Regions from separate parts of the Homo sapiens genome. Here region 1 is linked to region 2. Evidence: chromatin contacts called from ENCODE Hi-C or POLR2A ChIA-PET data. All regions are on one chromosome and are shown on one strand. Each heading gives the region's core, a stretch centred on a gene start or an enhancer-like site at or near the end of the contact. The rest is flanking DNA. Distances are from core to core; before and after follow the strand shown. Region 1 overlaps CIMIP6 (ciliary microtubule inner protein 6). Region 2 overlaps ACYP2 (acylphosphatase 2).

Region 1 (4,181 bases), core at 259-2,758, 150 kb after region 2:
TTCATGAAGAAAGAATGGTGAATCCATTCTATTTATTATTTAGATTGTGTAAATAATCTTGCATACTTCAAGAATTTAGTTTTGTTACCATATTTTATATTATTAATACTGATTATATGTCCATAAACAAATCTAATTTTTTGTCCTGACTTCACAAAATCTTTTTTTTAGTACCACTTGCCTCTCCTGGTACATCAGCAGAACTTCAAAACAATTTTATAGAATACATCTCTTTTATACATCAATATGATGCCAGAAAAACTCCGAATGAGCCTCTCCAGGGAAAGGTGAGGCAGTATTTAGAATTATTTAATACTTTAAGACAGAGTAGATTTGTAGAACTTTAAGCTTTTTCAAGTCATAATTATCTTTCTGTCTATTTAAACAAACTACTTCAGTTATTAATAGGATAGAATGTTAGCCACATACCATAGTAAAATGTAAGGAATAATACTATCCTGGTATGGTGGTGCCACCTGTAGTCCCAGCTACTCAGGTGGGTGAGGTGGGAGAGTTGCTTGAGCCCAGGAGTTCGAGGCTGCAGTGAGCCGTAATTGCACCACTGCATTCCAGCCTGGGTGACACAATGAAACCTCATCTCAATCAATCAATCCAAACATAATAATTTGAATCAGTCTTTGGAATTTGGTCTACTTAAATTATTGAAATAATTTGTGTAAAATAATATCAAAGCATGCTGGGCACAGTGACTTGACGCCTGTAGTCCCAGCTACTCTGGAAGCTGAGGTAGGAGGATCACTTGAGTTTGAGGCCAGCCTGGGCAACATAGCAAGTCTCATTTCTAATAACAATAATAATAATAATAATAATAATAATAGTAATAATATCAAAGCAGTTTGACAAATGTTTTGATATGCTTAATACATGTGTGTGGCAGGGAGATGCATGTAAGGTTTATAAAGCCAAATAGAAATGTAATTGTCAATTATTGGATTTTTTTCCAACTATAGATGTTTGCTTTCATATTTTATTATTACTTAGCTTTTCATCAGCGTTAATAGGCATTTGGGATGCAATCATAAATTCTTAGGTCTATGAACTGTAGTTTTTGTTGTATCCATAGCAATCTTTAGAGCAAGAAATGAAATTTGATGTGAATAGTCTTAAACAGTCCAAATGATAAAAAAGTTGAGAATGGGAGATGAGCTGCTACTTCTTTGACATTCTGCCTTTTTCCTTCCTGTTCATTTTCTGATGCACCCTATTTTATAATTTAAAAGGTTCACCCATATATGGTGGTGTCTAGTTTGGGACTGAGGTGACACCAATGAAGAGGCAGAGAAGTGCCTGCATCACTGACTAGGACTTGAGCTAACGCACAAATTCAGTTCACAGCTGCATCTTCCAGCAATCTGCGTTCTCCTGGTTAATGTCGACTTTGTTTTCTTTTCCAGAGACACGGAGCTTTTGTACAGAGAGAGATAAAACCAGGCAGTAGGCCAACAGTTCCTAAAGGAGCAGAGGTATTACTGAACACTCCAGGGTCACGTTCATCAGAACAGTCCAAAAAAACAGAGAAAGGAAACTCAGCGGAAAGCAGAATGATCTCACCAGGTCTCTGCCAACAAAATTCTCAGGAGCTGTTAGAGCCTAAAACTCACTTATCAGAAACAGACGTCAGACAGGCAGCCAAGGCATGCCCCAGCACTCCTGAGAGCAGAGAAAAGACCTCAGGCGCCACTCAAACAACTGTAGGAGATGCTCTTTTCACTAGGCACAAGCCTTTAAATCCACCAATTAAAAAATCAGAATAAATTACCTTCTTCAGATAAAAATCTAATCCCTGGAATATAGGGAAATTTCACAATCATCATCTTGGCCCTCACATTTACTTTTCTGTTATCAGTAACTTCAGAACATACAATTTATGTAAATGGAAAAAGAGAAAAAAGACAATTAAAATACAACCAAATGTTATTAATAAGAGTGGTCTCCAATAAGTGGAGTGAGACATTATTTCTATGTCACATTCTTTATGAACACAACTTTGTTTTGCACAACACATGATCGTAATTAACAAATATAATACTTTTAGAAGAGAGGCCCTGTTAGACATGAGTGGACAGCTTTGGAATCAAACAAACTAGAGTTGGAATGTTGGCTTCACTTCATTCCTTGAGCTGTGTGACCTTGGGTAAGTAACTTAACCTCTCTAGACTTCAGTTTTCTCAACTGTAAAATTAGGAAAATAGCAACTTCGTAAGATTATTGAGGATGTGATTATGCACATTGATCAGTAAGTGGTCAATGTAATCATATCATCACTGCTACTATAATTCAATTTTCAATTTAAGGATAATGTTCTCTTATATATTTAATTTTTCCTCATTATTCTAAAACTTAGAACTCCTCCATATATAATTAAAAGTGTGAAAATCTAAAAATACTTCTGCCAGTACAAGATGCACAGACACATACACACTTAATTCAAAGACATATGGGTACTTAGAATATTGAAGTATTTTCTAAATTGTTTTCTATTTTACTCAGATCATTTCTAGCACCAACTCAACCTTTGCTTTTTGGATGAGTTTGGTAAGGATTAATTCTACTTCCAATTTGGTGTGTTTGGTGTGCCAAAATGTATCTATTATAAGATATGTTATATTGCATACAAGTGGAAGTAGGTGGAGTATTCCTCTGTTATAAAGAGTATTTACAAATTTCCATTGGGAAATATCAGCTGCTCACTATTATCTGCAGTATTGATAAGACTACAGCTATATCTTTATCCATTTATTCTCCATTAAAGAAATTGTGATAAACTGCAAAATAATGAATGTCATTATATTTTTTTGTGTTGGGGACTTCTAGTTCTTGCCACATATATATCTCCAATGTATATCTTGGAGATCTTTCCTTGTCAACATATGTAGGCAACCTTGTTATTTTAATAGCTCCATAGTCTTCAACACCATAGGTATACTACTATAAAATTGGAAAAATTAGAATGCAAGTTTTGGTATGAAGACAGGGAAGGGAGAGGTTGTTAGCATGTTTGGAAAAAGGTCTTAAAGCCTAGGGACTTGAATTTTTATCCTCATTGGAACAGGGATGGAAACTTATGTCCTCCAAAGTAGAAAGATAGAATTGAAATCTGCATAAAGCTAGAACTCTCAAATGGCTGGCCTGTCAGTACAAGGCAGACTCCACTCCACTCATATAACCAGGAAGATAGCAAGAAAATTTGCCTCTGCCTGGAGCTATGGATAGTGAATAAACTCCTTGTGAAAAAGTAAAACCCCAAGCTTGTACCATGCTCCAGTTAGGAATATGAATTTACATGTAAGACTTCTCTTAGGACACAAAACCAAAAAATTCCTCTAGTGATACCACTGAAGTCCCTGACAAAAGCAAATGCAAACCCTCCCTGGAGAGAGTTTCATGATCAACACAAAAAAGGAATCCCTGTTAAAGATAGTCACAAACAAAAATTACAAATCACACCAAGAAGAAAACCAAACTGAGCAAGAGTCTGCAGTACAAAAGAATGACTATAATTTCAGAACTGGAGATAAAAGAATTAAAACATATAATTTCAAAACTGGAGATAAAAGAATTAAAACACTTTCAATTTGAAGATCCTTGGTTTTTTTCCACCTTAGAAAATTTTATTATGTTGCCTTTTCTGTTATTTCCATCCCTTCCATTCTTTCTCTTCCCTCTTTCTGGAACAGCTATTAGCTAAATGTTTGAACACTTGGATCTATCGTCTATGTCTCTCATTATCTGTCTGTGTGTGTATGTGTGGTTTTTTGTTTTGAGGCAGTCTCTCCAGAGCCAGGCTGGAGTGCAGTGCCTTGATCTCGGCTCACTGCAATCTCCACCTCCCAGGTTCAAGCAATCCTCCAACCTCAGCCTTCTGAGTGCTGGGATTACAGGTGTGCACCAACACACCTGGCTAATTTTTGTATTTTTAGTATAGGCAGGGTTTTGCCATGTTGGCCAGGCTGTTCTCAAACTCCTGAGCTCAATTTATCTGCCTACCTCAGCCTCCCACAGTGCTGGGATTACAGGCATGAGCCACTGTGCATGGCTCTCATTATCTTTCTCATGGTACTTCGCCACTAAGTAATGCAAGAATTCCGTGACACTTTCTACTAATTTGCTTTTCAGCCTTGTCTATTGGTATGCCAGTCCATTTATTGAAACTTAATATT
Region 2 (4,038 bases), core at 137-2,636:
TCTGTATATATGTTTATATAGATATCTATATATAGATATATAGGTATATATATGCCTATATCTCAAGTTATTATATGTACATATATACAACATGTATATGTGTGTGTGTGTGTGTGTGTGTGTGTGTGTGTATAAAGAGAATGTGAGGAAATGGCTCATGCAATTATGATGGTGGGCAAGTTGGAATTTGTAGGGAAGGCTGGCAGGCTAGAAATTCAAGTAAGAGTTGATATTGTAGTCTTGATTCTGAAGCCTGGAAATGGTTAGAACTTCTATGTTGTAGTCTGGAGGCAGAATTTCCTCTCTCAGAAGCCTCAGTCTTTGTTCTTTAAGTTCTTCAATTGGTTGGGTGACACCCACCCACATTATGGAGGGTAATTTGCTTTACTTAAATTCAACTGATTGTAAATGTTAATCATATCTACAAAATACTTTTACAGCAACTTCTAGACTAAAATTTGACCAAACAATTAAGCACCATAGTCTAGCCAAGTTGACACATAAAATGTAACATCACAGGCCTCTTGCATATGTTATTGTCAGTAAGCCAAATTAAAGATAATGGTAGCTAGCATTTTTACTAACTTGGATTCAATATTTAGTGCAACTCTGCAGTAATAAAGATGTGAATTATACTGTAGCACTCCAAAATTGAGTGAATAGGACATGAAACAAAAGCCATGAACCATGATTCTTATCAGTTTGGATTTTTTCCAGAACATTTTTTGAGTCGGTCTTCTGCAATGGTATTGTTCTAGTTTGTTCTTTGAAACTCAGCTTTCAAGTTCTGTGTGTGCATTCAATATTGGGCAATTTTGAACGCATACTTAGAAGAGCGGCCAAAATGTAGATTAGAGAGAGAAGGTCAAACAACTTCTCATCCTGTGCAATTTCTGCAATCCTAAGCCTGTTATAACACAGAGTGTTCCAGGACCTCCCACAGATCCATGAAATGTATTCTCTGGGTTATGGTCTGCATGTGATTTGCTGTTCCTTGATGTCAAGCTTGCTGTTCATCTGACCCTCAAGATCCAGTCAGAGTCTTCAGTCACACTCACCCTCTAATTTTTTTGTATGTGTGTCACCAAGTTTTTGTCTTCTGTAATTCAGTTCACACTAAAAAAAAAAAAACTTTTTATTTCCCCCCTATATCCCTAAAGTGGTTCTTCCTCTTTCCCTCCCCTCTTCTTCCCTCTGTCTCTCTGATTTCTCAGTTTGATCCTGATGTGAATAACATACTACCCTTAGTCTTACATTTCTAATTTTTACTTTCTGTGGGAAACTTCCATCTATGTTTTTCTTTTTTCTTTTTTAAATCCTTAGCATAGTAAATGGAGGTTTGTTGTGTGGGTGTGGGAGCCGGGGGTGCAGGGGGTGGGATGTTTCTTTTTAATTGTTAGAGCTTGATCTCTACATGACTTTCCATTAGCTTGGAATCATGTGACTCCCAGGGTTGGGCAGGAAATTAGCTTTTGTCCAGAAGAGCAGGATACAACAAAAATTATTTTCTTAGCTCCAAAGGCCTCTTTGCTGCAGAAGCCCAAATTGAAAGAGTGGCTTAGTGATTCACTTAAGTCATTAGACAGCCTGCTGATAAGAATTAGTTTAGATTTTGAAAAAAAAGGGAGACTTTTTTTTTTCAGGGCTAAGTATAGGTCTCAGTTATAGAGAAAAGTAAGAGGAAAAATTGTCATATGCATACAGTATTACATAATATTCTATGTCATAAATCAAATTTTATGGGAGTAGGCATTTGTTGCATTGTGTCCTCATACCCAATTGTGTGATTGTGTGTGTGTGTGCATATATGTTCATTGAGGCAATTTGTAATAGAAAGTTTATTGGATTTTACTTTGATTTCTCCTTTATTAAAGTATTGAGGAAATGACAAAAACAATTCTTTGCTTTTACTTTTTTTTTTTGGCAAGCTCCACTTTTAAAACTGTTTATTTTTACAGATGTATTTCATCAGTTCTTAAGAATGAAGCTAGGAATGTTTGCTGGCTTCTCAGTTAGTACCACCCAGAAACTGAAAAAAATCTGTTTTCTTAAAATATGACATTGGGGGGAAGTAGAGAAACTTTTCATTTTTGTGACCTATTGGATTTAAAAAAATATATTTAAATAATGCATTTTTAATATTGCTGTTTAATGTACTGCTTATCTTAATTCCATATTGCTTTCTGACTCTTGGTTGTTGTACTTATTATTTTATAGTTAATAATTGTAATGGAAGGGGGATAAAAGTTCATGTTTTATTTTCTCTGGAAAATTTGAATACCCTGTCCATCCTAGAATTGTTTCTTATTCAGAGAGCCTCCTCCAGGTAAGTCTCCAAGAATTTTGACACTTAATAATCAAGTGTGACTCTCTGATCAGTCAACAAGTACACTTCTTATAAGGTATGTCTTAAAATAACAATATTAAGACATTGTTTGGACTCATTTTCTTTGGACCAGACTAGAATAAGCTGAGTGAGAAAATGACCTGGAATGGTTCATTCCTTCATTTCGCAAACATTTATTACGCTTCTCAGTTGTAACAGGTGTTGGCACCGTCCTATCTCTTCAGAAACTGACAGTTCAGTTTGAGACAAAAAATGAAAGCATTTACAATTCAGTATAGAGACTGTTAAAAAAGGGGTTCCTTTTCCTGATTGCATCCCACCATTTCTGGCCATCTTCACTCTATTCCTGCCATGTTGAGCTTTGAAGTTGAGGAATAAAGCAGAAGCAAGGATGGAAAAAAACTTACTTTGCAATCAATAAATAAAATTTAAATCAAGGCCGGCGCAGTGGCTCACACCTGTAATCCCAGCACTGTGGGAGGCTGAGGCTGGCGGATCGCTTGAGGCCAGGAGTTCAAGACCAGCCTGGCCAACATGGCGAAACCCCGTCTCTACTAAAAATACAAAAATTAGCTGGGCATGGTGGCGGGCACTTGTAATCCCAGATATTCCGGAGGCTGAGGCAGGAGAATTGCTTGAACCTGGGAGGCAAAGGTTGCAGTGAGCTGAGATTGCGCCCCTGTACTCCAGCCTGGGTGACAAGAATGAGACTGTGTCTCAAAAAAAAAAAAAAAAAAAAAAAAAAATTAACAGAGAACCATGGTACTACATTCCTTTTCTCTTAAATCCTTGATAAAACTAATGTATATCATAAAGCAGAGTTCCCCAAGTTGAGAAATAGATCCCATCCTCTTTTAGAAAAATAAAATCCCTGGACTTCCAATGTTGACTGAAATTGCTTTTATTATGTTACTTACATTACTTATATTGTTTATTACATTACTTAATATATACAAACATATAATTTTTGTGCTTATAACTCTATACAAATAAAACTAAAACAATAAATATAAATAGAATTACAAAACCATTACATTCAAATGAGCGGTGTTATAATTCACTTCCAATATGTTTTAGTGGGATGGGTGACTCTGCTTTGTTGAAATAGTTGTTGATTTAGGGGATTATAGTAGAAAGATGTTGCCACAAGTCTAGTTCTATGGTTCATCTGTTTCTGTATTTGAATTTTGATAATACATATCTAACAAATACCTATTTGCACAAGTATTGTAAGTACTTATGAGTATTGTTTATTCAAAACAGTATTAATAATTTTCAGTCTCTAATTGGAAATTAGGCTCATTAAGTCTTTTTTTTTCAGTAAAACTCTGCCAGTGAATAGTCTTGGAATAGCAGATTAAAGATGTATCACTTGGTAACTCTTTAAAGCTCCATTACTTGAGAGTAAAGTTAGCCTGATTGACATCTTCATTAAATAGGCATCTGATGCAATTGCTGCTAGGCCCAGGAATAGAAAAAAAATTTTTTTGCATACTTATGACCATACTTATTTCCAATAAATTGATATGAGTTGGTATAAGCAAAGATGGCACTGGTCTCTTTCACCTCTCTGCTTATTTGGACCATAGGGCCTTCCTTCTGGCCGTACAGATTTCCCTGAAGTCAACTGATGTAAACTCAATTGTACATACAAACGACTGCACAAAGATCTCATGAAGTACTCAGTTGCA

What was found. A loop is a pair of places that touch in the nucleus more often than their neighbours do. ChIA-PET counts read pairs that join two places held with the same protein, here RNA polymerase II (POLR2A). Pooled maps may share reads with other maps.
Region 1: a map of heart left ventricle shows a loop between it and region 2 (7-fold over the local background). The contact joins two enhancer-like sites. A Hi-C loop is called at or near these places in 1 of 168 maps with a recorded cell type or tissue (heart left ventricle) and 8 of 50 pooled maps. POLR2A ChIA-PET finds 5 or more read pairs at or near these places in 1 of 52 experiments (activated CD4-positive, alpha-beta T cell).

The regions. Positions count from the first base shown.
Region 1 is chr2:54,358,788-54,362,968 of GRCh38, forward strand. CIMIP6 (ciliary microtubule inner protein 6) reads left to right here. Exons shown (of 5, transcript NM_001100396.2): 4 at 172-287; 5 at 1,416-2,794. The coding sequence ends at 1,775. Among named protein-coding and RNA genes, the nearest start is that of CIMIP6, 30 kb to the left of the region's middle. Within about 2 kb of position 1,509, at least 13 of the 41 ENCODE cell types and tissues checked have a DNase peak (open chromatin) inside an H3K27ac peak, as active enhancers do.
Region 2 is chr2:54,207,076-54,211,113 of GRCh38, forward strand. All of the region lies in intron 3 of ACYP2 (acylphosphatase 2), which reads left to right. Among named protein-coding and RNA genes, the nearest start is that of TSPYL6, 47 kb to the right of the region's middle. Within about 2 kb of position 1,387, at least 2 of the 41 ENCODE cell types and tissues checked have a DNase peak (open chromatin) inside an H3K27ac peak, as active enhancers do.